Linked DNA regions of Mus musculus: regions 1, 3 and 4 are each linked to region 2. Evidence: chromatin loops called from intact Hi-C (ENCODE). Cell type or tissue: heart. All regions are shown on one strand.

Region 1 (8,000 bases), 440 kb before region 2:
TGATTATTTCTTGCAAGAAATTTCTAGGAGTTGAATTACTCGTCCTAAGAAGATATACCTTTTAAAGGCATTTGCTAAACACTGCCAGGCTGAACAGTTTGCTAAACACTGAACAGTCAATTCATTGATTCCCCCCACACCCTATCACCGCTATACACCATTACTCTATATGTTGTTTACCAAACTGATAGGATGAAACATGATATATTATCTCAATTTGCAAGTTTTTAATACTAAAGAGGTTGACTATTCTTACAGTGCCCCCCCCCCCCTCTCTCTCTCTCTCTCTCTCTCTCTCTCTCGGGAATGATTGGTATGTGGTCTTTCTGTGAAATTCCCGGAGGAGTATTTTACAGTGCAAGCCTTGGGAGAATCAATTGACTTGGTTTATTTTTATAAGAATATTAAGTTTCTCGAAGGTCAAGGCCTTGTCAGGGATGAGCTGGTATCCTCCACTTACCACAGAGTGTGCTGAGGAAAGTAGGGAAAGACTCACTTGACAATTACAGATTGATCAGAAAAAGAAAGGATGCCACAGGCTTAAAATAAGCTGCTAGGACCGGAGTGGGCTGGAAGGATACTACAGCCATGTCTGGGAAATATTACTTTATTGATCATGATTTCAAACACATCTACCAAAACGGTGATCTTTTCAGTGTTTTACAATCTTCTCTTTAAGGGACAGGGAGAGGGCCTGTGTTGTATGAGCATGAGGACCTGTGTTCAAATCCCCGTTACTCACATATATGTCAGGCATGGCCCCTCCCCCTGCTTAGCCCCAGTGCTGAAGTGAGCAGAGACAGGTAATGCCTCGGAGGCTGTCAGCCCCACAGCTGCGCTAAAGTAAAATTGTTGGTGTATCCATAAGGTGGAGAATGATAAAGCAGGGTACCTGATGTCCTCTGCACACTCAAATGGGTGTGTGCACTGACACACGCACACACAGGCGCACACACACACAGAGACACTCATACAGACACACAGACACACGCACACACAGAGACACTAATACAGACACACGCATACACAGAGACACTAATACAGACACACAGACACACACACACAGACACACACACACAGACACACAGACACACACACACAGAGACACTCATATAGACACACAGACACACACACACATGAGAATCTATTATAATAACTAACATGAAGTAAATTGGTATATTAAGCACATAAGTCTATGCAGATTTGAATGGTGTACATTTAGATGTGACGTAGTCACCTCGCTATTTCTTTGCCACGTGTCACATCTTCTCTCACCTCTGCTTTGTCTTGTCAAGAGATGTGCAGGTGAGTGATCTTGTTTCTCCTCATTCGTATCACCACTTGATATTGTCAATAGTTCTAAACTTAGTTCTTGTGATAGGTGCCTCGTGATGGGTTCAGTATGAATTTCATAGCGGCCAATGATGCTGAACTTATCCGTTACCATTTGTATTTCCCATTTGCAAAAGCATCTACTCTAAGTCTTTGCCCCCTTTAAAATGGAAATATTTTGTGTAAAAAAATCACATGTATTTATGGATTATGTGTTTGTGGGTTGGTGGGTGCGCATGCCACAGTGGGTGAGTGAGGCACTCTAAGGACGGTTTGCAGGAATTAATTCTCAAGGATCAATTTGCATCCTGAGGACTGAACTCTGGTTGTCTGTCAGTTAGGCTGGTGACAAGTACCCCTGCCCACAGACTGTCTCACTGGTCTAGGCTGGTTTCATACTATTGGGGTTTGAAAATTCTTCATGTTTTCTGGATATGAGCCTGATATGCATTTTATAGATATTTTCCCCCAAGACGTTCTATTCTGATTCCAGTGCCTTTCCTAAAGTGACATTTTAAAATCCCCCGCAGTCTTGGGATTGATGTTGACTATGCAGATGCTGTCTGATGCTCCATCTCAGACTCTTGATCATCTCATCCCCATAATATATAATATAATGTATGGGCTGTGGCTGTGGTTTGGGGTCCCTTCCAGATTAATTCTCTAGCAGATTAAAAGAAAACAGACAACCTAAGTGATTTACTTTTAAAACCCATGCAAGAGGGATGGCTCAGCAGGGTGTTCTGACCTTGCTGAGGAGAGGACCTGAGTTCAGTTCATAGCACCCACTATGACAGCTCATGACTACTATATATAACTCCACCTCGTGTGTACTCTTCTGGTCCTTGCACACTCTACTCACGCGAAATACCTTCCCATAGAAAAATACTTAAAAAAAAAAGGTCTTTAAAAAAATCAGTGCAACGTGTGATATATTTATTAGGTATTTTTATCCACAAGTAGTTCTGAGTCGGGCTTAGGAAGGCAGACTCTGCCTCTTATCAGCTAGCTTTGCATCACCTATTATGGGATGCTAGAGCACCACCACTGGAAGGCTCTTAGAGGCCAGGTGGTAAACGCAGGCCATGGATCAGCAGCATCAGCATTACCTAGGAGTCTGTAAGAATTTCAAAGCCTGGACCTTACCTTACCCCAGGTTAGAATTTGCATCTTAATGAGATCCCCAGGTGCACATTAAAGTTTCTGAAACACAGCTGTTCAGTTGGTCTGGTTTTCCTTCAGATTTTCAAACAAAAGAAACCGCAGTCCAGAGAGAGCAAGGACAAGAGCCGGGAAGAGAATCTGACCTTTTTATTTTATGGCTTGTGTGTAGGACCATGCACCACCCACCTCCAGCATCCCGATGACAGCCGCAGCCCAGACTACCCCCATCTCAGCTCTGTGAGAGCTTCGGCATTCTTCATCAGGAAGAGAATAGTCTTTCTGAGTCTTCCTCCAGAAACTCCTCCCTCCCTTCTTATTCCCAGTATCCTCTAAGGATACTCAGCTTTCAAAATGCAGACTTCCAAATTTTCGTAATAAAATGAACTAAAAACTCTTTGGGGAGGAAAGTGATTTTCCCGTTGCATTTGTTTACTCTCGGTGAGCTCCTGAGACGGCTAACACACTAGTTGTTAATCACACCATCTGTTCAAACGGCACTGTGGAACCATTACATTCATCCTTTCTTCTTTTTACGGAAAAAAAAATTTCAGAACACTATGTTTGCGTCTGTTTTGCTCCATCACCTGGCAGTGTAGTGTAAGCTAGTTAATCTTTCCAGTTGAAAATAACTTTCAATTGGCAAATACGTATTTTTAATGTTCATATATCACATACACAGACTCCTCCCCCCCCCAAAATGTGTCCTTTGACATTCCAAACATGGAAAACGCTAAAAGAAAAAGAAAATCTGTTACAGACTGTATGCTTGTCAAAGTTTTAAGCATTTGATTATATTTAAATGAAGCATTCAGGACGATGATTTGTCTGACTGACCCGGAAAATATTTTCCCCGTTGGCCCTGAAGATGGCAGTGCTGTGCAGTTTAGAACAGCTCTTCGTTTCCCCCCCCCCCCCCCACCCCCCCGCCTCACCTCCCCCCCTAAGGAATTTCTGGAATGGCAGAAAGTGGGGGAGGATCCACCAGATCTGAACCTTCTAACACTTAGCACAAACCTCTCCTGAACCCTGGGACAATCTGGTTTGTCTTTCAGTCTCTTTGTTTTTGTTTAAGACTGTACCTTATTCGTTTCCTGTTTCCAGTCGCAATAGAAATGGGACTAGTTGAACGATTATTCCCATGTCGCGGGTAGCCAAGGAAGCGACTATAGCTTACCGAGAAGCTGGTTTGCAACAGCCTGCCTTTTTTTTTTTTTTTTCTTTAATTCTAACAAAGGCTTTACCCAAGATAAACTGAATACTAGAGGTTTTGAGAGCCCACTGGGACCACATCTCTGGCAGCCTCCCTCCGTCTCCTAACTCGGGACGCCTGTTGTATCACATTCTTTACATTTTATTAGCAGGGACTAGAAGAGTCGGTTTGGGGCAGCATATACCAAAGGCGGTCTCTTGACCCTGTCATTGTGAGGTGTTGGCGGGGAGAGAGAGGGAAGAGGCGTGTATATGCCTAACTTTGGGGACTCTTAAAATAGGGTTGTTTAACTAGCCAGAAAAGACTTATTGAAAACAAGCACACGAGGGCTCTTATGTGACATTCTGTCACCAATAAACCAGTAGTGCTTATGTCCTCTGAGCCAACTTCCCCCACCCCCACCGTGGCAAATGCCTCAGCAGTATCTAATTTAACCTTCACCACCACTGTCTGAGGCAGACACAACATCCCTTTGCTGGAGGTTTTTGCCTTTATACGTGGAAACTAAGGTCATGAGACTAGATAAAATTGTTGGGCTTTACATTTTGAACTCTAGAATATGCTGAAGCATTCATCGCCTTGAATTTTGGTTCAATGGAGAGATAACAAAATATTAAGCCCTTATCAATGAAGCATATTTGGTACCCACTTAATGATAAAGAAAAGGAGAGGCCAAGGCTCTAGTACGTCATTCTACCAAGGGCTACACAATTGCAGAGAAGCCAAGCCCCCAGGAAACATACCATTTGTTTTGAAAAAAAAAGGGGGGGGGTGGTTCTAGATAGAAGACTGTATGATGTTAGGCATCTTAATCTAGTGCAACATCTTTAAAGATGAGGGCAACTTAAGAATCGTTCCCTATCTTTTTTCAAAATTTCCACTTGGAGTTTTCAAAGTCAAAGTTTCCCCTCCCCCATCCATCTTGTACTACAAAACAACCATCTCTCTCCCCTTGTGGCGCCTCTCCTACCCCCCCTTCCCCACTTCTCTCCTCTCTCCTCCTCTTCTTCTTCTCTCTCTCCCCCCTTCTTTCCCCTTCCCTTCTCCCTCTCTCTGGCTAAGAGTGCAAAGCAGCTGGGGTGGAAGGTGAAAGATAAAAGCACAAGGATAATCTATCTGTTAGTATTTCAAAATTGTTACTGCGACCAGAAAGAAGGCAGTGTTTACCCTTCTCCCCCAAATGCCTTGGGCGGAGATCACGTCCTACAGAGATTAGACTAATTGGAGGCTGCTGAGGATAACTGGAGAAGCCCCAATCTAAGTCCTCTCAGTGGGAAATGGCTCCTTTGTTAAGGATCTAAGTTCACTTAAACTTCTTCTTAGAAGTTTGTTTTGAATAAAGATTAGATCAATCTGGGCATTTATGACCTCAAAATGAAATTTCTTCTTGGCAAGTATGCCATGGTTTACCAGATACTTGCTGGGAATGTCGTTTCTTTTCTTTTAAGTCCTTCCTTCAGAGTCTATCTTAAATCAACCTTGTATTTCCAGATCTCCTCTTGATCATTCCAGCCAGTGTTGCTCACCGCCCCTTCCCATTATCTACAGACCTTCCATTTTAGCAATTGGTTCACTTTCAGTTTAGAGACCTCTTTAATACTGCTAAGTTTTATTTCCTCTTCCAAGTCAATACAGTGTAGAGTTTGCGTTTGTTTTTTTAATTTTTTAATTTTTTTTTTATTTTTATCTTTGTGTCCTCTAAAACGTCATCTTGCAATGGATGAGCATCAGTTAATTTTGCGAGGAGACCGTTTCTTCTCTGGCACTCTATCACTATTGCATGCTTAACGCAATTATTTCTTCAAACAGTGCTGTACCACAGTTTTGTATTTGAGACCAAACCTCACACAATTACAGCGGAAAGTGTTAAATCTAGCCTCTTCACAAAGGAAAGGAACACCCGTATTAGACCTGTCCTGATGCTTCATGAGAGAAATGAAATATTGTCTTAGCCATGGCTTTGAAGGAAAGGTTGGGATACCTAGGCCTTTTTGGGGACCAGAGATTGAGAACTGTAGACACTAAATGTGTTAAAACAAAACAAACAACAGTATCTATTATATGGTGTTCTCTACTAAATGTTGTCTCTAAGTGTTGCCTAGAGATTCCCAAGGGGTTTCAACACAGCTCTATTAGAGAGCCTCTGAGTCTTTCTGGTGTGTGGGTCAGCAGGAGAATAGAGTTTCTTTTCTCTGTACTTTCTAAAGTGGCTACAGGATTTACAGTTTTTCTGCTAATCCTTTGTGTAAGACTCTATTTGAAATGAAGATTGTTTTGTTTTGTTGTTTTTCTTGCCAAGAGGCTATGGGGGCAGAGAGACACATGGTTCTGATATCTGTATTTTCAGTGGTCATTTCCCTTTATCAATTGTTTTGAAATTTGAAAATCTCTCACCTAAGCTGTTGGAAAAACATTTATCCACAAGGAAATGACTCCCAGAGATGTCCTCTGGGTGATGAGAAAAAAAAACAAAAAACAAAAAACAAAAAACAAAACAAAACAAAACAAAAACAGTGAGGCAAGCTCCAAGATGAAGAGGGGGCAGAATTTAGGTCTTGGAGGGCCTCTCCATGTGCCACAGCCTGGCTTCTTCTTATAAAGCTAAATGAAGATTCTATTTATGTGTGTGTACATCCCCTTCTATCTATACACATTTTTATATAGCTCTTATAGTTCTTTCTATATATGTTTCTCATCTCCAAATATAACTTTTTCTTGAACTGAATTAAATTATGAACCCTGGTACTTTCAAATTTTAGATGCTGAGTGTGGCGGGGGTGGGGTGAATGTGGCAAAGAGGGGGAGGAGAATACTAAAGAAAAGATGAGGTAATACCAAGGGCAGCATCTCCTTCTGCTACGCCCTGTCCTCACAGCTGCCACGCCCCAGAGCTGGACGTAGCTTTGCCCTATTTTATTAGGGATGATATTTCCAAGACTCACAACACAACCTTTGATAGTGTCTCAAAAGTCTGCTATAGCACCCCTATAATGTCAAACCAGGCTACAGAATTCTGATATTTAGATTATTTTCAGAAATTCAGTGTGTGGGGGGAGGGTGTTGTGCAATTTCATTTCAGATTCTGAACGTCTCCCACACTACTCCAAAAAATGACCTTTGGGCTATACTTGAATTTTTAAAATGCTCTGGGAAAGATCTCCCTGGCTCTTCTCGGGAAATAAAGACAGAATGGAGAGAGGTATTTTGCATCTATCGCCACAGTGGCGATGGCGGTGGATCAGTCACCACTGCCCCAGCTGCTGCCATGCTTCATAAAACCATCCCAAATGGGGCGAGCACACTTACCAGCGTGATCAATTCTCCGCTGCCACGCCACTTCTATTTATAATCTTGGCAGAGCTACAGATTTCAAGGGTTTTTAAAGATGGAGGAACTGTGCAACATGAAGTGATTTCAGCTCTCATCGTCTCAGAGTTTGAATTCAAGGGAGTAGGAATTTGCAGCCTCTGGATGACTTTTGAAGGAACACAGCTCACACCCGCTCACAGGGTAATGCCTTTAAATACAGGAAGGAAGAGAACCAGGAAGCCTACCCCTCTTTAAGGAAGCTTTCTGTCTATCAGTTTATAAGACAAGGATATATTTCCTATGTTTTAAAGTTTATCCGCTGAGAATATCTTTAAATCACAGAGTGTTTATCTCACACATCTTTCTATGTCTTGCCTCAAATTATTCATTTGCAATACTGGCCTCTTTGTTAATTAAATGGTATGTCTATGGGGGCATTTCCACTTGAATGATAATTAATGTGTTTTTTTCCCAGTCCAGCTGCCCATGAACTCTAGTAGATAAATTTGTTTTGTGTATAGCACATACTCAAAATTTAGGCTTGGGCAATGATTTCCTGTTGAAATAAAAACAAAACAAAAACAAAAAACAAAAAATCCAACCCTGTATTATCTAAAGCGTGTGTCCTCTTTCTATAGTTTCGACATGTATATGAGGACACAAAGAAAAAATATTCCTTAATTCAAAAATAAGAAGAATGAACCATTGTAGTAACCATAGTAGAGGCCCCATTGACCTTATGGTTAATTTTCATGATATTTTTGCCTGTGTCCCCTCGTAGTTTATAAGACATGTACCTCCTGAGGCATGTATAAATTAAGATTAGGTTGTTTAAACTATTTCTGCTTCCAGAGACATGCTAAAATGTGACAAATTTACTTGCTAATACATAAATAAGATCTTCTTTTTAACTAATATATTACTAATATTTTTGAGAGGCTAAAGTGCCTTAAGACTTGGGCTCTGGAATAAGACGTGAGTTCAA
Region 2 (8,000 bases):
TCATGTAGGCATTAGATTTCATTGGGAAGTCTTCTCAAGCTCTTTGCTCCAGATGTGGTAAGCACATAGAATATATTTTAAACACTGTTACTGTTGTAACTTAACTTTTAAAAAGCAATTTAAGTTTTAAAGTTTTAAAAGCAAAGCATGATATCCATCACAAATGATTCCTTATAATCTGAACAAAATTGCATAAATCCCTGGAACAACCTTAATATGCTAAAAGTTTAGAAAAATTATAAAAGACTATTCGGGTCCGATAAAAAGACCAGCAGCTAATTCAAATGGCTCCCACTGATCAATGGTGGGACAATTTGAGCATCTACAAAAATGATGATGTAAAGCCTTTATACCCAAATTGTATAAAGTCCATGAAATCAAAATGTTCACAATGATAACCTTTAAGTTTTCCTATGGAAACAAAACAATATTCTGAACTTGTCAAATGAAAGAAAAATTGTTTAAGTTAACCAAAGAGTTGGAGAAAAAACTCCTCCAAAGACACTTTCCAAATAAATACAGGCAGAATGCTAAAATTAGCCCCAAGTTTGTAGCTCCTACTGAAATAATGTGCTTGGGTAACTTCTAAGTATTAAAACTGGACTGTGAATGGTTGATGGGGTATCTTTACAGTACATGAGTCAGACTGATAACAACCACACTGATACCTGCTAAGACCACTACCAAGAATGAAACAGACATCACATCCTTGGTTGTCTCCAATGGTACAGACCCTGAACTGGATAGTCCCACTTTAAAAGTATTCTTTGACCCCAAGGTAAATGTGCATCTAGTCAAACTTTTAGAGCCTAACCATCTCTTGAAAAACTGCTACAATGTTGCAGTCAGCCAGGTGGGGAAATCTATAGGTCAAATGTTTCAAATCCTTTGACAAATAACTACCAATTAAAAAACAACAACAACAACAACAACAAAAACAAACAAACAAAAAAAAACATGAGTCAGAGTGAGGTTTTAGATGTTGAATGACACTTAGGAACACATAAACCAAGTTGATATGCCACATCATTTCATTAAGATTTAAATAATCAAACTACAAAAAGGAATTTTTGACAATGGAAATAAAATGATCAAACACTAGGAATCAACTGATGCTGATGCTAACCAAGTATGGTTAACTTTATTAGGTGTGATAATATTAGACAATACTCTTATTGGTTAAAGGGCACTAGAGATTTTCTTTTTTGGGGGGTTTGGTTTGGTTTTTTTGTTTATTTGTTTTTCGAGACAGGGTTTCTCTGTGTAGCCCTGGCTGTCCTGGAACTCACTTTGTAGACCAGGCTGGCCTCCAACTCAGAAATCCACCTGCCTCTGCCTTCCGAGTGCTGTGATTAAAGGCGTGTGCCACTTTCTTTTTAATGACTCTAGGAAAATAAAAATAAGGTATGTGTATGATAGAGAGAAAGAGGTGATAGAATTGAAACTAGGAAATTAGGAAAAGAAAGGTCATTATTCTACTGTCTGTACTTTTGCATTTATTTGGAAACAACCATGTTTAACTGGTTTTTGTTTTAAAAATGTATTTGGGTGAGATGCAGCATGTGTGTGTGTGTGTGTGTGTGTATGTATGTATGCACATATGTTTATGTACACACACACACATTCATTAGGCCAAAGAGAATATATTGAAATTTATTCCTATACATCTACAATCCAGAGTCATCCTTGGTCACTTACTGCTTACTCCCAACTTTCTGCTCAAGTAGACAGAATCATTATTAGAATTCCATGTTTATATTAGCTATGTTTTATTTATGCTTTAAAAATTATTTATATGCTTTTTTTTACACACTGTTTAGTTTTTCTGCTTTTGAAGCTCATAAAAAATGGAATCATGTCCTGTGTATTGTTGACTTGCTGCTTCTTTTAAAACAGATTTCATAAGTAAGTATGTGCATGCCTGTGTGTGTCCGTGTCTATGTGTGGGTATGCATGCATACGCACAGGAGTCTGGGGAGGCCAGAAGAGGGCAATGCATCTCTTGGAGTTGGAGTTGCAGGTGTTTAGGAGCCAACTCTTAGATCCTGGGCACCAAATCCGGGTCCTCTGAAAGGACAGTGTACACTCTTAACTGCTGAACCGACCCTCCAGCCCCTTGACTTGCTTCTTTGCTCAGCATTGAACTTGAAATGATGTGTACTGGTGTTCTTCCTGTGGTCATTTCTTTTTCTGTTGTAGCGTCTCCTTGTGTCCAGATACCAAGGACTTTTCAAGTCTCGTACGCTTGGTGGACATTTGAGTTACTTTGAGTGGTCCATGAAGAATCCTGTGCACGCTTCCTGATGCATCTATAGAAGACTCTTTAACATGTTTGTGCCTGCAGCTGCGTTGTAGGACAGAGCATTTAAAATTGGATAACAGCAAACCATGTTCTCCACTGATGACAGTACCAACACCTGCTTCTGATAGTACTCTGGTCAACACTCCAGAATCTCCTCCTCCATCCTTCACCTGCTAACATCATTTTCATTGTTAGGTTGTTTTGTTCTGTTTTGTTTTTGTTTATTTTGCTTGTTTGTTTGTTTCCAGCTTGGCAAAGAGTAAAATGTCACCTTCTCAGAATTACCATATTACTAATTGAATGTTAGTATCTTTTCATTTGCTGGTCTCCCTTTGTGAATTTAAAAAAAAAATCCATTTTATTCTAGCAAAGGTTTTTCTCTTTTTTTCATGTTCTGGAGAACCTCTCTATAGATGGTGCATAATAACCCTTTGTAGTTATAAGTAGAGGTAATTATTTGGGAGGCTCATTTTCTTATTCTTTCTAGGCTCACTCTACAAACCAAGTATCTCAATAATCTCACACCCTCTTTCCCCTTATTAATCTTCCCCCACATCAGGATCAGATAGCTATCCCTCCTGTTGTCCCCTAACAGCTTTGCAATTTGGGCCTTTTGAGTGTAATCTTTAATGCAGCTGGAGTCCCCATCTTTGATATTTGTGGGGCAGGCCTTTATTTTATTTTATTTTCCAATGTGGATAACCGATTGACCCAGAATCATTTATTGAAAAGTTCATTCTTTGCCCACTGCCCTATAATACTGGCTCAGTCATAAATCAAACCTCTATATACGTCTGGGTCTGCTTTTGGCCTCTTGAAAATGGACTGGATTTTCATCATCCAGGAGGAAAAAAAAAATAGTAAGTAGAACAGTCTCACTTTGGCAATTTCCTGTGTCTTTCAAACCTAGACTGAGTTCTTTCTCAACTTATTTCTCTTCAGTCAGTCACCTTCAAAACCATTATTACTAGTCTCTCTGGGTTCCCCAATACGGGGCGTTATCGAGTTCTTTACTTAAAAACCGAAGCGTTCTCCTATGGAACCAATCTGAGGAACATTTTCATCTCACCTAGTTAGACACTGGACCACTCTAACCTGCAGGTTGGCATTAATCTCCATAGTGCCCCGCATGTGACGGAAACTAAGTAAATCTAATTTCCTCCTCGTGAGATTTTATATCGATGAATGAGCATGAGCTGCCTCCTGACATGTTCAAATTGTGTTCACATGAACTGTATCTGTTGTTTTTTTTAAACTGTATGACCTAGAAACTTGCCTAAATCATATAAAAATGTTTTATTATTTTAAAAGCCTGTCTTAAAATATAATCATATAAAGCTCTGACTACTGAAGGAAATCATGCATCCCTGTTTGGTTGGATTTACCTTGTACTGAGAAATGACTCAAAAATCAAAACAAAACAAAACAACAACAATAAAAAAGAAGACGAAACAAAGCAACAGAGCTATGTTCAATAAATGTTTTTCTCCTTGTCTTTTATCAGCCGGGCAAGACACCAACTTAGGGACATTTTCTTCCCCATCTTATTGTACATTTTGTATTGTCTCTTTTTGAGCTAGAATATAAAAGTCTTCTGCAGGCAACTTCAGGGACCAATTAACTCCATTAAATTATATCCAGTTATGTAGTGAACTGAGCCGCTGCTCGTCTGGGGCTGTCTAGAGCTGAGACAATTAGGAGATGGAGAGAAGCAGAGCGGGAGGTTGATTCTATGTGTCACCGAAGCACACTGCAACAATATGCCAGCCTGACTTTCAAAATGGCCTTAAAATATTCCAAACTCAGGGAGTTTCCTTGCTCCAGAGTGGGAGTTGACAGACTGTCTGGCAGCATTAGAAAAGGCAGGGAGAAGCTGATGTCTATATTGTGTCCTCTAATAACATTCTTCTCTTTTTGGCATCTTTCCCTTAGAAGGACCCGCCAGTTTGTGTGTGTGTGTGTGTGTGTGTGTGTGTGTGTATGTGTGTCTACGCAAAGAGCATGGTTTCACATCTGGGAAAACCAAACCGAAGGACACTAACCTTCCCAAGGTCACTTAGAAAATTAGTGCTGTGACCTGGTGTGTGGGTGGAACAGAACCCAGGTGTCCTGGCTCCAGCTTTGTGGTTGGACATTAAAGCATTTTCCTTTGTGGGGAGAAAAAAAAATCACCGGTCCGGGAATTTGGGGGAAGTGAGAGATTAATCAGATTTCCTCTTTCCCTCTTTCCCTCCCTCCCCCACTTGCGAAGATTAAAAACTCGGGAAAGCTAGAGGTGCCTTCTCGGCAGTTCTTAAGCAGGGTCTACCAAACCTTCTCCCACCCTGGACACAAAGCGATCGCCGCTCCTAGAGATTCTGTGCGTTCTCTTGAGAGCCTAGGAGGTGAGGAGTGGTGGAAAGTCAGCCCTCACCTCCAGCGGGTCCCGGGCTCGGCGGCGCCCAAGCCCCGCCCCCGGCCGCCCTTCCCCCGCGGCCTCGGCAGCCAGCCCCTCTCCCCTCTCGCTATCGGGCGCACCCACCCCAGATGCCGCCTGGCACCGAGCGCAGCCGCCGCTGCCGCCGTACTTTCCACTTGTATTGATCACTCCTAGCTGGGCTCAGCCTGCTCCCGGAGCGCTGCGCGGCCAGAGCGCCAGCCCTTGGCAGCTCGGGTACAGTCGGGCTCCCAGAGGAAACTCCTTGGGAGCGCCCTGTCCGGGGTGTCCTCTGCGCTCTGCAGTGTCTTTCTGTCTGCCTGGAAGGAGGAGGAGGAGGAGAAGGAGGAGGAGGAAGAGCAGAAGGAGGAGGAGGAGGTGGAGGAGGAGGACGTCGTCTGGTCCCGGTTGGGAGGTGGAGCAGTGGCAGCAGCAGCCGCCGAGGCAGCCGCCGCCGCCGCCTCCGGAAAGGGAGAGGCAGGAGAGATCGGGACTTGGAAAACCCAAAGTGTCGGCGACCCTGCAAGGCAGGCTTCCTTCCAGCTTCATGGGCAAAGTGTGGAAACAACAGATGTACCCTCAGTACGCCACCTATTACTACCCCCAGTATCTGCAAGCCAAGGTAAGGAGGCTCGGGGAACGGTCGCCAAAGGAAGGGACCCCGGAGGCGCGCGCCGGGCTGGGCTGGGGAGGGGCGCACGGCGACCCTGCCGCCTCCGGGCGCAAGTGCTGGGGTTGCTAACTATAGCGCTGGCCTGGGCAGAGCCGGGCTGCGCGCGGGGCGGCGGCTTCCCGGGGAGCCGATCGCGGCGATCGGGTTACAGAGAGTAGCGGGGGGCGGGGGGGGGGGAGCGACTAGACAGGAAAGGACAGCCAGCCCCTTCCTGGCCAACGAGGAGGGAAGGGTCTCGCGGCCCTGCGGCTCCCTCTCGTCCAGTCGGGGCTGGCGGCCGGCCGACGCTTGGGGCTCTCGGCAGGACCTGCTGGGGGCGTGTGTTTCAGACCTCTCCAGGGCCTCGCCCTGCGGGCAGTAACTGTGGGGGTCCCCTGAGTGGCGCGCAGCCCCCCGCCCCGCCCCGCCCCGCCCCGCCCCGCAGGACTACCCTCCAGCTCCCGCGCGCGCGACGAATGTGGCCGGAGGGGGCCGGGACCGTCTCCTCCCCGCCTCGGGCCCTGTGAGCCCGCCCCTTGCCTCTGATCTTTGTGCGGTGTGGCACTTCACCTGGTTACTGATTTCCACTTTTACGCTGGTGTTTTGGGTAGAGAAGTGGCCAAAGTTCACTCTGCATTCATTGATGTCCCCTTTAATCTTCTCTGTAGCGTTTACATGGGAGGGACAATGGGCAAATTTTGATACATAGACAGAAGTGACTTTGTATGTACTTTTCTCTTTTGTTTTTAAACTGCCTTAGGTGTTCCCAATTCTGCTCAAAAGTGGCACAGCCTTGGGTAAGGACCACTGATGACATGTAGGCAGGTAAATTGTGGCTGGCTTTCCAAGGACCCTGGGTACATTGTTAATGGGCCTATGCTAATTTTACCACAGTTTGATGTCTCCTAAACTAATTTTAAAAATTATTAGGGTTCACGGAAAGTGCATCTTACCTCCCTAGAATAATCTGCCACAGTTAGGGAAAGCAGAAGGCGCTGGTGGGTGCAGCGGCCTCCTTCAGCTGTTAACACCTTAGCATGTCCTTCTAGATCACAAAAGAATCAGGTATGGATGTAGTGTTTGAACTTTGTTTAGGGGATTGCTTGCTGGCAGACGGACACTGCTGACCTGGTACTAAGAATCTGTGCTTCAACCTTGAAAGCTTTTCTTCCTCTCAATGTGTGTGGTCCATGTTGCTCTGTACCTACAACACAGCCCAGTGTTTGTCCATGTAAAAAGGACTTGTCAGCAGAGGCCAGAAATTTCCCAGCACCCAAAGGCCTCCTTACTGCTCTCCTGATTCCCACTTACCTTCTGTTACCAGGGATCTGGAAGGTGCTAGCAACTGCAAGAGCGCCTTGTTCGGCTCCATGTGGTTGGCAGGCCATTGTTTTAGGAACTTGAGGGTGATATTCTCTCTCTCAATCTCTCTCTCTCTCTCTCTCTCTCTTTCTCTCTCTCCCTCTCCTTCTCCCTCTCTCTCTCTTCCTCTCTCCCTCTCTCTTACACACACACACACACACACACACACACACACACACACACACCGCGTGTGTGTGTTGTTCGAAGAAATTTTGTAACGTAATCAATGTGTTACCGTTTAGATGTGTTATATATTTGATGCACTCATGTAAATTATGCAGCATTGGGTGCCTGAAGGACAAGCCTATTCAACACTTAACTCCATGAATAATAAACACGCACATTCAGGTGAAAAACAGGAAGAAAAAGGGGGGGTCGTGTTTCTATGAAACATTTACCTTAGTAATTTTTATGTACCGTTAGTAAGTTAGAAACCAACTACGTAGCATTTAATATAGCTCATGCCATGCCATTTGGCTTTTTTCCCCCTGTAAATAATTGAAGAGAGAGACAAACGGCAAAAGCCTGCTGGAGTAATTAGGGCTGGATCCCAGGAAGCTTTAGGGCCCATTTTCTGAAAGTGTGCTTCCTGCATAAAGCATTTAATATTGATTTGTGTTACAGTAAATGACAGTCTCAAAACATATTTTGCTGTTTCTCCTATGAAATCTGAAATCTTATTACTCTGGATCCCTTTGTTTCAGGAGAAAGGTGCGTCCTCACTTGACCTATATAATACTGCGGTGTTTTAAAAGTTTGGTAATTAAATCTAAACTCCCTATTGTAAAGGTGTCATAATTAGTTCAGAAAGGAGTGTCTCCAAAAATACAGAGGGACCAGATGCAGATACTAGATACCAGAGTCAGAGAGGGGGACACACACCCCTTTCTCCTTCCTGTAGTCATTGGTAAGATGCTGGTAGTGTAAGTCATTAAAAAATGGAGAGACTTTATTTGACAATCTAATTTAATAACATGCATAATCTACCTGAAGAGTTAATGAACTCACCGGGAATCGGTTGTCCACTGTGCTGATGCTGGCCTGTGTGTATTCTGACCTTCCAGAGATAGAATACGTCACTCTCTGTAGAGTATGCTGATGTGTTTGGCTAGTCCCAGCTGTTGTGAACTTCTGCTTGAAAGCTGTGTCAAAAACTGAGTGGTGGGTTAGTTATTTAAAAACACATTTTCACCTGAGATGATAAAGTAGAAGTGGTTTTGTTGGATCAGGAAGGAATAGATGAATCTGATGCGTTTCGTCGGAGGGCT
Region 3 (8,000 bases), 82 kb after region 2:
TGTGGGTATTAGAATGTTTCATGAGAGGAATCCTTGGGGATTTGACTCTTCACCCTTCTGCCTGTCACGTCTAGGTCTGCTTTTCCTGGTCTTTTACACAGCACTTCATCCTGAACATGAACAAGACATTTATATAGTTGAGCACCCCACACCCATGTTATATCCTGTATTGATCCTCCCTGGCTGTGGACTCCCACAGCACATTACAGTCTAGATCGCTTGCCCAGTTACCACTTAAGTCTTTGCATTACTGCGGCAGGGGTTATAGATGCTTGCCTAGGAACTTGGGATGCAACATTACAGATCTTGTGCAGGACTCAGTCTTTGAACCCTACCCAGCCCTCAACTTTTAACACCACTATGGTATTACTTAAGACCCCAGTGGGTAGCTGAGTCAGTTCTTCTTACCTTTCTCTTGCTCCTTGGCATCATAAGCCTTATAACCCCCCTTACCCTCAAAGGGTCCTTATGAAAGTGAAACGTGAAAAACCAGTCTCGTTTTAAAATTGTTTCTGAAGGATGGAACATCATCTAATGTCATAGCATCAAATTCCAGTTGTACAAGCTTTTTGCTATCAAGGAAGGCATCATTACCTATGTCTCATCTCCCCTACACGAACACAGGCTTCTGCTTGTCCTGGTTGCTCCATTGTTATTATCCCTGTGTGTATACTTTGCCTGCCTCACAGGATGATCTTTGAGACTGCTCAGTATTCCTACTCATGAAATGACACTGCTCTAATATATGGTTTCTTAAAAGGAGGCTGGAGAACAATAGAGAAAACTCTTCAGTGTATCTGAGCTCTTGAAACAGACCCTTCATCAAACCGTTCTTCCTTCCTTGTTGCTGTTATCGGTGGTTAGATAGCCTTAGAGAGTGTGCTCATTCAGCCATTCAGCAAACAGGGATTGAAAATGACATCCCCTTAGCTAGATATGCTTGTTACTTGCCATAGAGTACCAATGTACCCTACCTTCTCTTCTTTGATGGCCTTTCACACTTACTATGCATGCATGTGCTATTAGACTACCCTCCTCTGCTATAAAACCTGGACTACAACACTAATAGCTGCCGTTTATCAAGTTGGGAACCTTTTTGATGTAACACTATACTGTGAAAACAATGTGGGATGCAACTAGCTTGCCCCAGATCATGTGTGGCATAAGTAGGGAACTGAAATATGGAGTCAGGCTTGCTTGGTTCTGCCTTCATTTTGTCTCTTGTGTTGTTACAAAGAGACAAGAAACTCTTTCAACTCATTTAGCCAGGGCTGTGGCCTGAGTGTACACATAGTGTCCGAGGGCTGCTGCTATTCTGAAGAGGAGTCAACACCTCTCTAGGGACAGGAGCTCTCTCCATCGTCTCTCACCACCAAGTGCTCGGGGCTCCTGGTGTCTGCTCTGCTGCTTTCCTGCCTGCTGCCAGGCAGCTTCCTGTTTCCTCATAGCTTCTGCTTCCTCATAAGCTTGGCTTGCATATGGTTCTGGCCTGTCATGGCCTCCTCTCCCCTCCCCCTCCCCTCACCCCAGGCAGCTCTTGCCATTTCTTTCCCTTTCCTAACTGGTTTAGCCCTTGGAGTTTTGTGAATCAAATTCCCAAGGGTTGAGAATCAGATTGGCGAGCTCATGTTTCCAGTCCCACCCAGATCATAGGTCACTGGCCAGTCTGTAGAGTGGCTGCCCCTGGGTCAGATTCCCACAGCTTCACCTAAGGCTGAGGGTGGAGAAGGAGGTACACAGGACAAGGCTCCGCAGCACTGAATTTTCACCCGAATAGCTTGCAGGCTTTCTGGTCAGTTCCTTTAGTTTCTGATGTCTCTTTCAAAATCGACAACAATGAAAGTGGACTTTTCTAGACGGACCTCGCTAGACTCCATCCCTATAATTGCTCATGGATTATCTAGAATTGATTGTGTATGTTATATACAGAGTTTCATATTCCAGCTATTTCCCTTAAGTTTGAATTTTTGGGTTTCTGTGATCCTATTTTGAGGTTGGACTATTAATCTTTTCTTCTTTGTATAATGGCTTATAGATCTACTTCATATTTGGAGCTTTTGAACTCAAGTTTCCTTTTTTTTTAAGTACTACATGTCTATGTTTTTTCTTTTTAAGCAGTTCATGTGAAACTATAAACAGCATGCTAATTCTTAGATTCATTTTAAGTCTTAAGGTCAGTTCTCTTAATACCTCTCAGTATTATTTGCACATTCTACTAGTATCAGATTTATTTTGCCATCTCTTTAAATTTTATCATTTAACATTTTCTTATCTCTAGAGAACTATTAGACATCCAATCGAGTGCTAGCATTTTGGAATAGCACAGTATCCAATGGGTCATGACCCAGCAAGTACATCATGACTTGAGAGAAAAGCCATAAAAAAATTTAATGCTGTTCTTCTGTGGTTTCAATTGTGGTTTCCTAAGAGACCAGTCAGGACAACTGAGGTTGTACACTGGCTTTTTCTGTAGATGACTGGTGGGACTTGTGGTAATAGTGCAGAGGGTAGGATGAAGTAGGGTGTGTCTCGAGTCCTCAGGAAAAGGCATCTTCGACTTGAACAGTTGGAACTAAAACTGTCCACTTTGCATTTGTGCTGGCTCATAGTGAGGAAAGACAACAGGTCACAGCAAAAAAAAAAAAAAAAAAAAAAAAAAAAACCAAAAAAAAAAACAAAACCAATGCATGGAGTAGTAGTAGAAAAACAGTTCTGGGGTCCCCACTAGCTCACAGCCTGGCTGTGCTGTAATCTTTAAACACTTTCAAGGGCAGATATCCTGTGAATTTTAAGGTTTTACTTGCCCAGTATGCACCGAATACCCTAGCCTTTGCTGTTTTTTTTTTTTTTTTAAGTGAAAAGAATTAGGATTATGTGTGTGTTGTGGGTGTGTCTGCTTTCAATAGGCAAGACTTATTATTTCTTGTTACTTTTGCTGGAACTCTGGGGACTTTGGAAGCAGCTGACTAAGTCACCAGCAGGATTTCTGGGAAGTATAATTTTCAACTTTGTTTTCAGAAAAGTCTCTGAATGGCTACACTTTGGCTAGAAAGTTGACGTTCATAGCATCTCTGTGACAGCCAGAGTTTGAGTTCCTTCTCTTGTTAAGACAAGCTGGGATTTTTCATTGTTGTAGCAGATGGGCCTTTCCAGGAAGATGTTAGAAGCCAGGGAAGACCTATGTATGTGTACTGTGGCTGTAATCCCAGAATTCAGGAATACTTGTCAGGGACCCCGTCGCCAATTTAAAGATGGCAACCAGCCCTGGTAACCCTATCCAGAAATGGCTTGCTTGACCACCCTCTTCTGAGGCCTCCACATCAACATGTGTTCAAAGCCTGCTAGCTACATCCAGAGAGGTGACTGCAAAAGGAGCGGCAAGAGAAGCAGTTTTTATTTTTTTTTCCACTTGAGAACAAAGGAAATTACTCCTGTCTTTGTCCCTTTCTTGCCGTCTTTTTAATAACTAGGTTGAATTCCTGTATCTTCTGTCTTTTCCAGGAAGGACAGGTCTCCCCTTTGGATGGCTTATAAGGTTTTCATTGCTTTTTTGATAATGTTGTCTTGAAGGAAAACTCTTCCTCTGTGGCACAAGAATGAAATTGAAAACTTTCCCGGGTGTATTTGGGTGAGGGACTGGAAAGGAAAACACAAAAACAAAACAAAACAAAACAAAAAAAACCCACCCGTTTGCTCTACAAAAATGTAGCATGCTTATAACTGGGGGGCTGAGAAGTGTCCTGGGAGGTAGATCTGGACAGGGAAGTGAGAGTAATTATCCGCGCCTTTTCGGGACCAGGGGCTGCTGTGAAAGATGAAAGAAAAGGCGGGCCATTGGCTTCCTATCCAGGTGTTCCAGCGGTTCCCGAAGCGATGCCCTTAAAAGGGGCAGCCAAGTGGGGTGCGAAGCCACGGCGACGCCTGGCCCAAGGGCCTGGGGTGGCTGCTCCCAGGAATGTGAGGCATGCGGGGCGCCAGAGCCAACCATTGCGCGGGATGGGGGCGCCGCGCAGCCCGGGTTGCCGCCCCAGCCCGGGAGGCCGAGCGCGGGGGCCGAGGCCGGGGGAGCGGGCGCGGCCGGGCGGCCGGGCGGGCGGGAGGCGCGGGAGGGCTGGGCGCGGCACTAGGCGGTGCGCGGCTGCTTCCCCGCCCCCGGCCGGCGCGCTCTCGGGGCGGTGGTTGAGGCGGCGGGAGGTGGGGACGCGGCGGCGCTGCTCGTCCGCTGCCGCCGGCACCGCGCGCGAACTCCGGTCCATGGCACGCAGGGCGGCGGCCCCCGGAGCTGCTCGAGAGTCGCCGGCCGCGCGCGTCGCGCCGCACTTTTAGGGCGGGAGCCGCGAGCCAGTCCCCGGCCGCATCCTCCCTCCGCCTGCCCGGACAGGCGAGAGAGGGAGTTCCCGGAGCGCCGCGGCCCCGGTTGCCTCAGCTCCCCGCGCCCGAGATGATCTTCCCCAGCGGCAGCGGCCACCCCGGCGCTGCCGGCGGCTGCAGGACGCCCTACCGCAAGCAGGTGAGGCTGCCGCGCTCCCCAGGCCTGCGCCGAGCGCGCGGGGCGGTGACCCGGTTTCGGAAGGAGGCGGCGGGCGGAGAGATGCCCGGGGGGACCGGGACGGGGACTGGCGGAGAGGTGGGACGGGCAGGCGCGCGGCCAAGGGCTCCGGCGGCCCGCAACAAGTTTGGGGGTTTCCTGGAGACCTTTGTGTACAGAGGAACTGGGGATACGTCGGGGCAGTGCTTTGCATTGCACTAGGGGACCTCCAAGAAACCTGTCTGATTCATGGGGAACCCGGAAGACGTGTGTGTGTGTGTGTGTGTGTGTGTGTGTGTGTGTGTGTGTGTTCGCGCGCGCCACCCTTCTTATTTTAAAAAAAAAAAAAAAAAGACAAAAAAGAAAAGAAAAACAGGAACTTCTGTCACTTTCTCAAGGTTTTCAGAAACACAGGGAAATCCTGTGATAGAGATACTGGGATAAGCCTGAGTCATACACACGCCTTTTCCTATTCTAATTTTGTTTCATACATTTTCTAACAGATTGAACTCCAAAGGCACTTGAAAGGTTACATCCGAATCCCCTGCCTGGAAAAGGAGTGGAACTGGCAGGTTTTAGTTTCGGTCTTTTGTTTTTAACATCTTTGTTTTTGAAAGAAGGTTACTGAAGCCATGTTGTGATAAAAACCCCACAGCCTCTCAGCAGCAGCAATAACAACAACAAAAACCCTAGCTCTAAATTATGTTAAAAATGTGCAGGTCTGCTCAGAAAAGGTTAAACTCGTTTAGAGGTCAGTGACAGAATGCTTGTTGAAAAAGAAAAGGCAGCATTGCAGATCTTTTCCCTTCGTAATAAATCTCTAGTCTACACCCTCAGCCACAGAGACAGATCAATTAAGTTATCCCAGTAATGATAGCAGCAAAATGCACCCTTCCACGTAAACTGTGGTTCCATTAAGATCCAGATGTGTGGCACTGGAGCCTGCTGAGTTCTTTGTGGCGGTTTGCAGGATTATTGTTCCGGCTGTCCAGCATCAGCCCATCTGAAATGCTTCCTCGGGGTCACAAAGTACTATTTTCTATTTTACTTTCTTTGCCTCTTTTGTTTGTTAAAATTCCCCTTTAAAAGAAGTAAATAAATGTCCCTGGGTTTCAGTGCCCACGATGTCCAAGCCACAGCCTTTCTCCTGGATTAAGAAGTCCAATCTTTGGGTTACAAGTTTAAAATCTTTACTGACGACTTGGCTGAGATAGATATGCACAAGGTCAGGATTCACGGACGGGTATCTCGAAAACTCACTTCATGTGGCTTTATTTAAAATAAGTGCCCTCAGATGCTGTGTGCCAGCGTCAACTTCAGAAGTGAGGCCAATTTACACTAAAGTATTCTCCCAAGCCCTCCTCCCCCCACCCACCTCTCTCTACCTGAAAAGATGGCTAATTATGTTAGGGCCTTGTGTATTCATTTATTTGTTGTCAAAACCCAGCAGGGTGTTAGCTCTGAAATGGGAAAAGGCTCAGAGGGTGAGGCCTTTTGCTGAGAGAGGCTGGAGGTTTGGTTGTGGAGGGGGGCACAGCCTGCTGGCTGGAGCATGCTGATAAGATGCTCTTTTCACAAGCCTCTCCTTAGACTCAAAGACTAAAAGGGCTGACTGAATCAGAAAAACAAACAGACTTTCTTTTTTCTATAGGCAAAGAAAGAAATGAATGTGTAGGCATTATACAGACACAAGACCCTGGGTACCAGTGGTATTTGAGTCAAAGGTTTCTTTTGTTAGTATTTTGCCATTCACTGAAAAAGCACACTTGGAGCGCAGGGACCTGGTTACCGTGAGTGACTTCATGATCTCATCCTGGCTTAGCCTGAATGGGAAATCTAATTAATACTTCTTATAAGATGCTGTGATGCAAAGCTTTGCGCCTTTCAGTTCATAAATGCTTTCTTCAGTTTGCCGACAGAATTGGCAATTTTCAGGCATATAATGCAGTTTGATTTTCATCTAGAAATACACAATCAGCTGTTAGGGGCTGATTTCAGATAACTTCCTTGAGGAATAAAAAGGAGTGTGAGGGATACTTAAATCACCTTTGGAACGCCTACAAGTCAGAATCACTCTTAGTATAGACACACACAGAATCGTGGTAGCTAACGATCACCGAGCACCTTACTACCTGCTGGCTGGCATTTGGAATGTTTCTGTGGATTAACTGATTTCATCACATTGGCAGCGGCCCTGTGTGGTAGGTAATATTAGTCTCTACTTTACAGTGAACATTAAAGCATGGATTAAATAACTTGCCCAGAGTCCATACCACCCAGCGTGCAGAGGCAGGACTTGAATCCTGGCCACCAGGCCTTTGGGACCTCATACTCCAATGGCCTTTTCTGCCATGAACATCCCAGGAAACACCCATGTAGAAATCCTCCGTGCCGGTACCTCTGACTCCCTAGTTCTCCACCCACCCCGTATGTATGTGAGTGTAGGTTGGGAGAGAGAAGGTGAAGAAGGATGTTCAGAGTTTGATCTGAAGGATGAGTTGGTGGTATTTGGTGGGAACATTGATGTCAGCATTTTGCTCCGGTGAGCGATTGTTAGTCCCTTTTGCACTTTACATATGGAGGAGTCACCCAGTTTCTGTGGAAGCAGAGGTGGGCCTTGCTCATCCTTCTCTCCCCAAGGGCTGTAACCAGGGCACCTTGGATAAACAGGATTTTCCTGCATCACAAGCCTGTGGGCACATACATACACCTGCTCAGCTCAGGCCAGTGAGGTGAGTCTGAATACTCCAGTGACTCCTTGCTAGTCAGTGCTAGATAAAGGTTATTAGTTTTAAGTTTCTGAAGAAATGAGCACATCTTCTCACTGTGGGTTGTGACTTGCAAATATGATATTCCTTAAGTAGATACAGTCTGACTCTGTGAAACCAGCGTCCCCCAACGGAAATGAAACCATTAATCACGACGTTGGTAATTGTGAAAATATTTCATTGTGGCTTAAAAGGAACAGGAAGTGCCTCATACTTTAAAAGTCTTTACAGACTGAAAGTGGCTATTTCCAGTTTGATTTCAGGTTCTGTTTCTTGTCTTTTAAAAATCTTACTATCATTATTATCATTATTTTACACTTTTTTCATGTTTCCTTATTTCTTTCATGGCACTTCTTCCTTGCTTTAGTTGACTCAGTGATGTCACGTAGTATGAGTTTTGCAGATCGTGACACGTAGCCAGAGCCATTTTGGCTGAGAATGTTGCCCTAGTGGTCTGTCACAGGGTGTTGGAAGTAGGTGAACCAGTGATCAGAATTTCGGTGGGTCTGCCTCTCCTCAACTGATGGGCTTGCCTTCTCATAGGCGAGCTTAGCAAATCTTGCTCACTCTTGGCGAGCGAGGTACTTGCCACCCCAGTTTAAGTAGATTTACACAATTTGCTGCTTTCTTGAAGATTAACTGGGTGTAGCTGCACGTGAGGAATTCCAGTGATTCACTGTTTGGCCTTGTTTAGAAGATGACAT
Region 4 (8,000 bases), 240 kb after region 2:
AGTGGATTAAGGAACTCCACATAAAACCAGAGACACTGAAACTTATAGAGGAGAAAGTAGGGAAAAGCCTTGAAGATATAGGTACAGGGGGAAAATTCCTGAATAGACCAGCAATAGCTTGTGCTGTAAGATCGAGAATCGACAAATGGGACCTCATAAAGTTGCACAGCCTCTGCAAGGCAAAAGACACTGTCAATAAGACAAAAAGACCACCAACAGATTGGAAAAGGATCTTTACCTATCCTAAATCAGATAGGGGACTAATATTCAATATATATAAAGAACTCAAGAAGGTGGACTCCAGAAAATCAAGTAACCCCATTAAAAAAATGGGGCTCAGAGCTAAACAAAGAATTCTCACCTGAGGAATACCAAATGGCTGAGAAGCACCTGAAAAAATGTTCAACATCCTTAATCATCAGGGAAATGCAAATCAAAACAACCCTGAGATTCTACCTCATACCAGTCAGAATGGCTAAGATCAAAAATTCAGGTGACAGCAGATGCTGGCGAGGATGTGGAGAAAGAGGAACACTCCTCCATTGTTGGTGGGATTGCAAGCTTGTACAACCACTCTGGAAATCAGTCTGGCAGTTTCTCAGAAAATTGGACATAGTACTACAGGAGGATCCTGCAATACCTCTCCTGGGCATATATCCAGAAGATGTTCCAACTGGTAAGAAGGACACATGCTCCACTATATTCATAGCAGCCTTATTTATAATAGCCAGAAGCTGGAAAGAACCCAGATGCCCCTCAACAGAGGAATAGATACAGAAAATGTGGTAATTTACACAATGGAGTACTACTGAGCTATTAAAAAGAATGAATTTATGAAATTCCTAGGCAAATATGTTTCTTAAATAGCCTTCCAATTAATCAAAGCTCTTCCTCGCCTATCCCTGAAAAAATGGTATGGAGACATTGTCCTGGGTGCTTTTATCTTATTTTGGCATCCAGCTCTCTGTAAGTTCATAGATATCCAGGCTAGAGCATTTGGCATCTGCTCAAATAGCAAATGCTTGGATTTAGTCAGTGAGTGTCATGAGGCCACCATCAAAGGAGCATTCAGTCATTGCACACACCCCCTCCTCCCCAAACAGCATGGTTCCTGTTACTTAAGCCTCAAGAATGCTGAGCAGCAGTGACCTGTGTCCTGGTAGGAGAGCCTATGTCTATGTTTCTGTCAACTGAGCTGGAGGTAGGGATACTGGGGATGCAGGAATGACTACGGATGGAGTTGGTACACTGAGAAGAGATGGCCATATTCAGATGGGAAAGTTCATCCCATCTGCACGGAACATTGAAGTCTAGACAAAAAGGTGGCTGCAACAAATAAAGAGCATTCATTAGTTAGCAAAAGTGAAAAGAAACCTACAAAATGAGCAGAACACATGCACACGTGGTCTTTTAACTCCCTCAGAAGTAGCAGCAGTATCTTCATATGAAAGCCAAATCTAGTGGTTTGCTTTGTTGGTAATATTGTGAAGCACCATAGGGGGTAGTTACTTTTCTTGTCTCTGTGTCAAAAGCAAGGGAGAGAGAGTTGACTTTGGTATACAGTCTGGGGGTACAGACCATCACAGTTGGAAGGTTAGGCAGCAGGAGTGGAGAAATCTGGTCACATTCTAAGCACAATCGGGAAGTGGGACCAGACGGATGCTGATGCTTATGTCTTGTCTCTTTTGTCAGCTCAGAACTCCAGAGCATGGAATGGTACTACCTACATTCAGAGTGGATTTTCTTCCCTCCATTAAACCTCTCTGGAAATACCCACACGAACATGCCCAGAAGTGTCTCTCCTGGGTAATTCTAATTCCAGTCAAAATGACAGTGATGATTAACCTCCACAGGTAATTTTTCTTCCGTTTCAGCACATCCTATGGCTGACTTATATGTGGAACCTCATGCACTGTGAGGTGGAGTCTTTCACCAGGAAGAAGGAAGGTCAGGGGAGGCCACCCAGGAAAGGAGCTTAATAGAGAAGAGGAACTCCTGTGACAAAACTGGAGTCAGGTTTTGAATTTCAAATGGAAATGTTTTCTCACATCTGAGTTCATTTAAAAGGACAAATATGTGCTTCCATTACAGGAAATTAACAGCCCATTAAGGAAGGCTCCTGGAATCAAGAGAGATATGAAAGGTGGTTTGGAAGTTTCATCACACTTATACCCTACCCTCCTACCCCCACCTCCACCCCCTCCCCCCCCCCCCCCACACACACACTTCTGATGGATAAGCTCAGATGCTAGCAGTTTTTCTAAAATCCCACAGCCAGTGGAGTCTGGATTCAAACCTGGGTCTCTCAGCTTTCTCTGTTCTTGCTCCAACATTCCTCAAACCCTACAGCAGTTGCAAGCTGCTAAACCGTATCAGTATGCCCACTGCGTGTTCAAGCAGCAATGTAGCATGACTCAAAGGGCTTTGGAGCCAGAAATTTTAAATCCTGAATCTCAGGGGCTGTGTAGCTCTGGACAGCTCAACTGACTTCTCTGAACAGCAGGTTCATCTATAAAGCAAGGACTATATGCTCTACCCCATGGCTTTAGGATGGAAATAAATGGGCCAGTGCATACCAAGTGCTAGGTGAAGCTCTCGGCATGCCGCAGGAGCTCAGAAATAGTGTTGATCACTAAAGTCACACCACCTTCTTAGAGACCTGAACTTTCAACTTTAGCCTAGAAAGAGTGGTCATAATAATTCACTCTTCTTGACAAACGCTGTTTGGACATTTCTGTTCTCAGCTGTGCCTGGCCAAAATAAACCTAATCCAATCTGGCCCAGTTACTGCTTGGCACCATTTTGAACACTAGTCTCATCAGTTGTTATTTTCAGTCTCTGGTTTTCCCAAACAGGCCATTTTTAGAGAGTAGTGAGTTTAAACCTAAGCTGCCAATAAAATAGATTTATCTTGAAAACAGCAGGGCCCTTCTGAAGGAATGTCAATATAAATACACACAGGGTCCAGGGATTCTCTGCAAGTATTGTCACTGGCCTGGGTATGTGCTCAACTATGAACTCTCGAAATTCTATTTTGGGGGGTTCGTGTCTATATATATTTTACCAACCCAGCCATCCACTAGGTTTGGATGTCCTTTCAGAGTGAACTTGATCCTGTTTCACTTTTGGTCTCCCTCCAGAGGAGCGAATGCGCTGGCATAGCTCTGCCATTTGTCAGCCAGAAGTCTGGCTCCACATTTGCTCGTCAATCTAAAGCTAACCTATTCTCATCCGCGCGCTTGCGCGCGCTTGGGGGTTTGTGTAAATCAGCCAGGCGCTCTGTCACTCAGCAGCAGTATCTTTGCCTAGCGGTGTACACCCACATGCCTTTATGAAATGCCTCATTATGCCGGTGGAAGAAATAGTCCCATGAATGTGCTTTTTCAGGGATGGTGACAACAGAATGTTTTAAGTCTATTCACTACCACAAGGATCAATGGCACTTCTGCCAAAGACTTTGCTCACGGGTACAGTAACGCATGTCAGCACTTTCTGAGATTAGAGGGTCTCCCGTGCGAGGTAAGTGGACCAAGTTTTCTGCATGGCTAACAAATGCAACCCCCAGTTTCAGAGCTGAGTGTTTCCTATCTGGCCACGGATCATTACAGACCAACTCTGCTTTGGGGATCCATAATGGCATTTCAACTTTCTCAGCACTTGGGAACCCACAAGTGTGACCCCCAGGTTTATAAAAGAGCCCCCCTTCTTAGTGCAGTGTGCTTTATTCTCTCTTCCTACACTCAGACCCACACGTGCTATAATCAGCTGCTTCAAGAAATGTGTAGTAGTCAAAGGACAGTAGTTCATATATTTATATTCTCTTGATGTTTGGTAATATGTTTGGTATCATGCTTTAATCGTGAATTAGGTGGTCTTTTTAAAAATATTTTAAGATACTTGCTTCCATTTGAAGTGACTGTGATTCTCTTTTAAATGGGTGGTGAGACTAGACTTCATTGGTTCTTTCTGGCATTCCCAAAAGGCACAAAATGACTGATCAACTGAGAATATATATATATACACATATATATACACACGAATATATATACACACACGTATATATATACACACACATGCATATATATGTGTATGTGTGTATGTTTATATGTAGGTATATATGTGTGTGTTTATATGCATGTATATATATATACATACATATATGTGTGTACATATGTATGTATGTATGTGTGTATATATGTATGTGTGTATATATATATATATATATATATATATATATATATATATATATGTTTGTATTGACATGCCAATGTGACCAGTTAACTTTAGTGTCTCCTGGTTATACAGTGGTATTTTAATGTCCAGATAATACAGGAAAATCATGGGGGAAGAGGAGATGGGAAGACTGTCACTCCTAGCTTCTACAGAGAGCATGTTTTATTTCTGTGAGTGGAAAGCCTAATGTCATTACCATTCACTGTGAGAACTCTAAGTAAGACCAATACTGCATTTTTAAAAAATTCAATATCTGTGAAAGGTTATTCATCTAAGAAATGTACCCCCTAAAATTAAGGACTCGCAGACATAACTATATTGTATTGGCCCTCAAAGTGTCTAAAATGGGCAGGATATAGATTCTGTTTAGAGAGCAATAGCTTTTTCCTCACTGTTGTGGATTTTGGACAGCTACAGCAGATCATAGGAATTTAATACTGAATTCCAACCATGAAGTCACTTGGTCACACTACAAGCATTAGCGTCTGCTTAAGTAAAATTGTGTGTGTCATAGTGAAATACAAATCCTAGCTTCCCAGAGCAGTTCCTTCCAGGGTAGCCTTTTCTCTCTGACTTCTGCCCTCTAGTGTTCGCAGCATGAAGTGCAGTCTCAAAAGTTTAAATTTGAAATATAATGATATTTTTGCGATGTCTCAGTATTTTCCCCAGACACCATACGTTAAAGCAAACTTACAGCTAGATGTGCTGACTGGGGCATCGTGTGATGTCAGGGATTTTTCATCTGAGGTTTCAAACCCATCTTCAGGCTCCTAAAGAGCCATTGACTTTGTGTCTAGTTCTTAAGGGTTAAACCCCTCTTCTGCTTTGAATCCTTGCATCTGAATTTGCTTCTACTGTGGTATGCAGAAAGGTAAATAATGCTAATAACTAAGGCATGCAATCAGGAATTACTATAACACGTTCCCCAAGAGGTGGGGGGGGGGGGCATACATTTTGATTACGTAAGAGGTTCAAGGTTTTTAAATTTGACTCTAGAAAAAAAGTGACTGATTTCTTAAAGTTCTTCCAGAAAGCTGGTGCATGTTGACAGTCACAGAACCTCTGAGTCAAACTCAGGGTCTCACTGTGCTTTGACTACACTATTTTTCTTTACTGAAAACAAATTAGGCTTCCAAAGCTGTCTGTAGCTATTACTGCTACCAGGAAAACCGGCCCCAGCTGCTTGTGAGTGCTAACAATAGACCAAGGTCATCCGGGGACCTACCCGGACTGCTCACATGGACAGTACCCACACCTAGCCACAGTGCCTAGTTAGCTCTGCCAAGCTGGCTAGACCAGCCAGGCCAGGCAAGACTGCTATTTTCAGTCGGAGTTCCTAAGAGAAAGCCCTTGACTGCCCTTCAGGCTGCTGGCATTTAATTTTCTACTCAGTCATTCTGAACTACTTTCTGTCCTACGCGCGACGACCTCTCTGGCTCACTTTGTCCTACCTTTTAGGGGACCCCTAAGGCAGGTTCACAGGTATGTCATACTGTGACATTAAAATGAATCTTTTGTGGAACAGGAAAAAAAAAAAAGCTCACCCACTCACGGTTCTGTGTCATCAAATTGCTTCACCGATTGCCTGCACAGGACACCTCAGGCTGTTTCAGACTCCCTTACCCTCTTGTCGTCCTAGCCTCCAGCCACAGCCAGGCCAGGTCTTATCCATGCAGATTGGCCAACATCTGCTGGAGTCTTCTCTTCTCCTCTCCCATGGTCATGTAACTACAGGTCATCTTTTCTCCATGCCTCCAACCTACCACCATCTTAGGAGCTGATCTGGAATTATAACCCTGGTCTACCGGTTTGGGCCTGTTTATCCCACTGACTTGGGGAGCTAAAAGACTAACTGGGAATGTCTTGGGGAGTAAGGAGTTAAGTCAAAAGGTGGAAGGAGCAAGGAAGGGGATGGTGTCTGCTGCCTTGTGAGTACAGCCCAATGCTGCAAGACTTGGAAACCAAGGGGATATTAACACAGAGACGGCATGCTACAGGTGGTAGTGTGTGTACACCTCTAATCCCAACTCTCAGAGGGCAGAGATAAGGAGATAGATCTCTGTGAGTTCAAGGGTAACCTGGTCTATAGAACAAGTTCCAAGACATCTAGGGTACACAAAGAAACCCTGTCTGGAAAAAGCAAACAACAACAACCACAAAACCAAAACAAAAAACAAAACAAACAAACAAAAACCAGAGACAGCCACCGCATACACCTCACACCTCACACATGCTACGCCTCCAGACTTGCTCATTTAATGACCGTACACTTGGATCATCTGTAAATTCCCAGTGTCCATGAAGGGTGAACCTGGAAAAGTCAGCTTCCAGCCCTGTAACTAGCACACATCCTCCCACTGTTCCCGCTGTGTGATCTAGCCCTTTTAACAGAGGCATGCAGAAAGGCTGACTGGGGGAAACTGGCAGTCTTCGCTGGCCCTCTATCCTTGCACAGGCTTACTGTGGTCAACCGTGTGGCTAGGTAGTCACTATGACCACAGCGCGGAACAGATGAATGGTGGAAGGCAAAATCTGGCCTCCAACTGGATTTCTCAGCAATTTGATTGTTAGGCATAGCATGTCCTATCTTGTTTTTTTTTTTCCTTTCATCCCTCATTTATTTGCTCAAAATTCTTGGCAATTTGGGTTAGGTGTAGTGGGTGTGGTTCCTTTGTAGGTCTCTTTTGGGCCCAGATGATCAGTGCAGGCTGAGACTCCTGTGAGCTCATGTCACGGAGAACAGGCAGTCTGTTGACATGTGTCCTCAGCTGTGTGGCCTCACAGGTAAGTTTAACCTTAGTTTCACCTTTGCCCCACCGTTGCCCCATGGATACACTGTAGCAGTAGCTGCAAGCCTCCGGTTTTATTTTTCAGATCCCTGCCAGTTTGTACCAGTCTGCTAGAATCCCTTTGTCACATGGTCCAAAGCAGAACTAAGGAGTAGAGATAGGAAGAGTCCAAAGAGGCTGCTGTGTACAAAGGCATGGGTTGGGGGCCATTTCTCAATCTACTGCAGAGACCATCTCAGGGCTGTCTTTCTGAAGCCTACGTGTAAGTCTGAGGAGGCCCCTGCCTTCAACAACCACCACCACAAACCATGACACTTCATGTAAGTCTGACCAGACACTGGAGAGAGGGCTCTGTCTGTCCTAATGAAGGCCAACCAGTCCCTGCCCGGCTTTCTGGGGACAGACAGATAACAAACACTCCTGTAGTAACCGATGAGCCTCCCAGAGCTTACGGGAATGGAAAGACAAGATGACTCCAAAGATATCTAAGGAAGAGAAACTTCGACATGCCCTATGAGGTACAGGCAAACATACTGTTGCAGAAAGTATTGGAGATGTAGGACATTATTGGGCTCCATTCTTACACAGCAACAAGGCAGTGTGGTCCACATGAGCTCCCTCCCCCTAGCCACATGCCCTCCAATTGAATGCAGTCCCCCCTTGATTCCTTCTGGTATGTTCGATTACCTCAACTACCTTTTAGAACTAGAAGCAGGTGTTGGTTACCATTTGTCCGGCTCTGAACCCACTGTGAAGAACTGGGGACAATATGCTAGTCTCCACTGAAAATGAGAAAGCTAGAGACACATTAGCAGGCTCTGAGCCACTGAAGGAAAGGATATTCATATGTGAGAAATATATGTGGAGAATGAGTCTGAGTAGGGGGAAAAAAGTACCTTAGAGATGCTATTAAATAATAGCTTTATCCACTATCCATCTGTCCATTCACTTCCTCCTTCCTAGCTTCCTTCCTTCACA

What was found. A loop is a pair of places that touch in the nucleus more often than their neighbours do. Peaks named below come from ENCODE experiments on the same cell type or tissue, not always from the same donor. Only the 100,000 strongest peaks of a DNase experiment are listed, where the experiment ranks them.
Region 1: a loop joins it to region 2, with 8 times the contacts of the local background. A loop is called at or near these places in 13 of 42 quality-filtered maps.
Region 3: a loop joins it to region 2, with 4 times the contacts of the local background. A loop is called at or near these places in 6 of 42 quality-filtered maps.
Region 4: a loop joins it to region 2, with 5 times the contacts of the local background. A loop is called at or near these places in 7 of 42 quality-filtered maps.

What each region holds. Positions count from the first base shown.
Region 1 is chr2:61,397,829-61,405,828 of GRCm38, reverse strand. No RefSeq gene overlaps it. Among named protein-coding and RNA genes, the nearest start is that of Gm39834, 31 kb to the right of the region's middle. In heart, a CTCF peak has its summit at 3,330 (motif pointing right); DNase peaks (open chromatin) are centred at 2,638, 3,678 and 3,818; H3K4me3 peaks cover 1,980 bases; H3K27ac peaks cover 3,114 bases.
Region 2 is chr2:60,960,031-60,968,030 of GRCm38, reverse strand. It overlaps Gm13582 (predicted gene 13582), which reads left to right. Exons shown (of 4, transcript NR_045335.1): 3 at 1-57; 4 at 2,200-3,655. It also overlaps a transcript of Rbms1 not described here. Among named protein-coding and RNA genes, the nearest start is that of Gm33647, 5.0 kb to the left of the region's middle. In heart, no CTCF peak of the experiment used is centred here; DNase peaks (open chromatin) are centred at 4,910 and 5,760; H3K4me3 peaks cover 3,651 bases; H3K27ac peaks cover 3,266 bases.
Region 3 is chr2:60,877,628-60,885,627 of GRCm38, reverse strand. It overlaps Rbms1 (RNA binding motif, single stranded interacting protein 1), which reads left to right and starts at 4,190. Exons shown (of 14, transcript NM_001141931.1): 1 at 4,190-4,510. The coding sequence starts at 4,442. LOC108168762 (a long non-coding RNA gene) reads left to right here. Exons shown (of 2, transcript XR_003953832.1): 2 at 1-2,662. In heart, a CTCF peak has its summit at 4,515; DNase peaks (open chromatin) are centred at 1,537, 3,217 and 4,177; H3K4me3 peaks cover 3,729 bases; H3K27ac peaks cover 4,426 bases.
Region 4 is chr2:60,717,935-60,725,934 of GRCm38, reverse strand. It overlaps a transcript of Itgb6 not described here. Among named protein-coding and RNA genes, the nearest start is that of Gm33436, 29 kb to the right of the region's middle. In heart, a CTCF peak has its summit at 4,817 (motif pointing left); DNase peaks (open chromatin) are centred at 3,234 and 5,494; H3K27ac peaks cover 1,610 bases.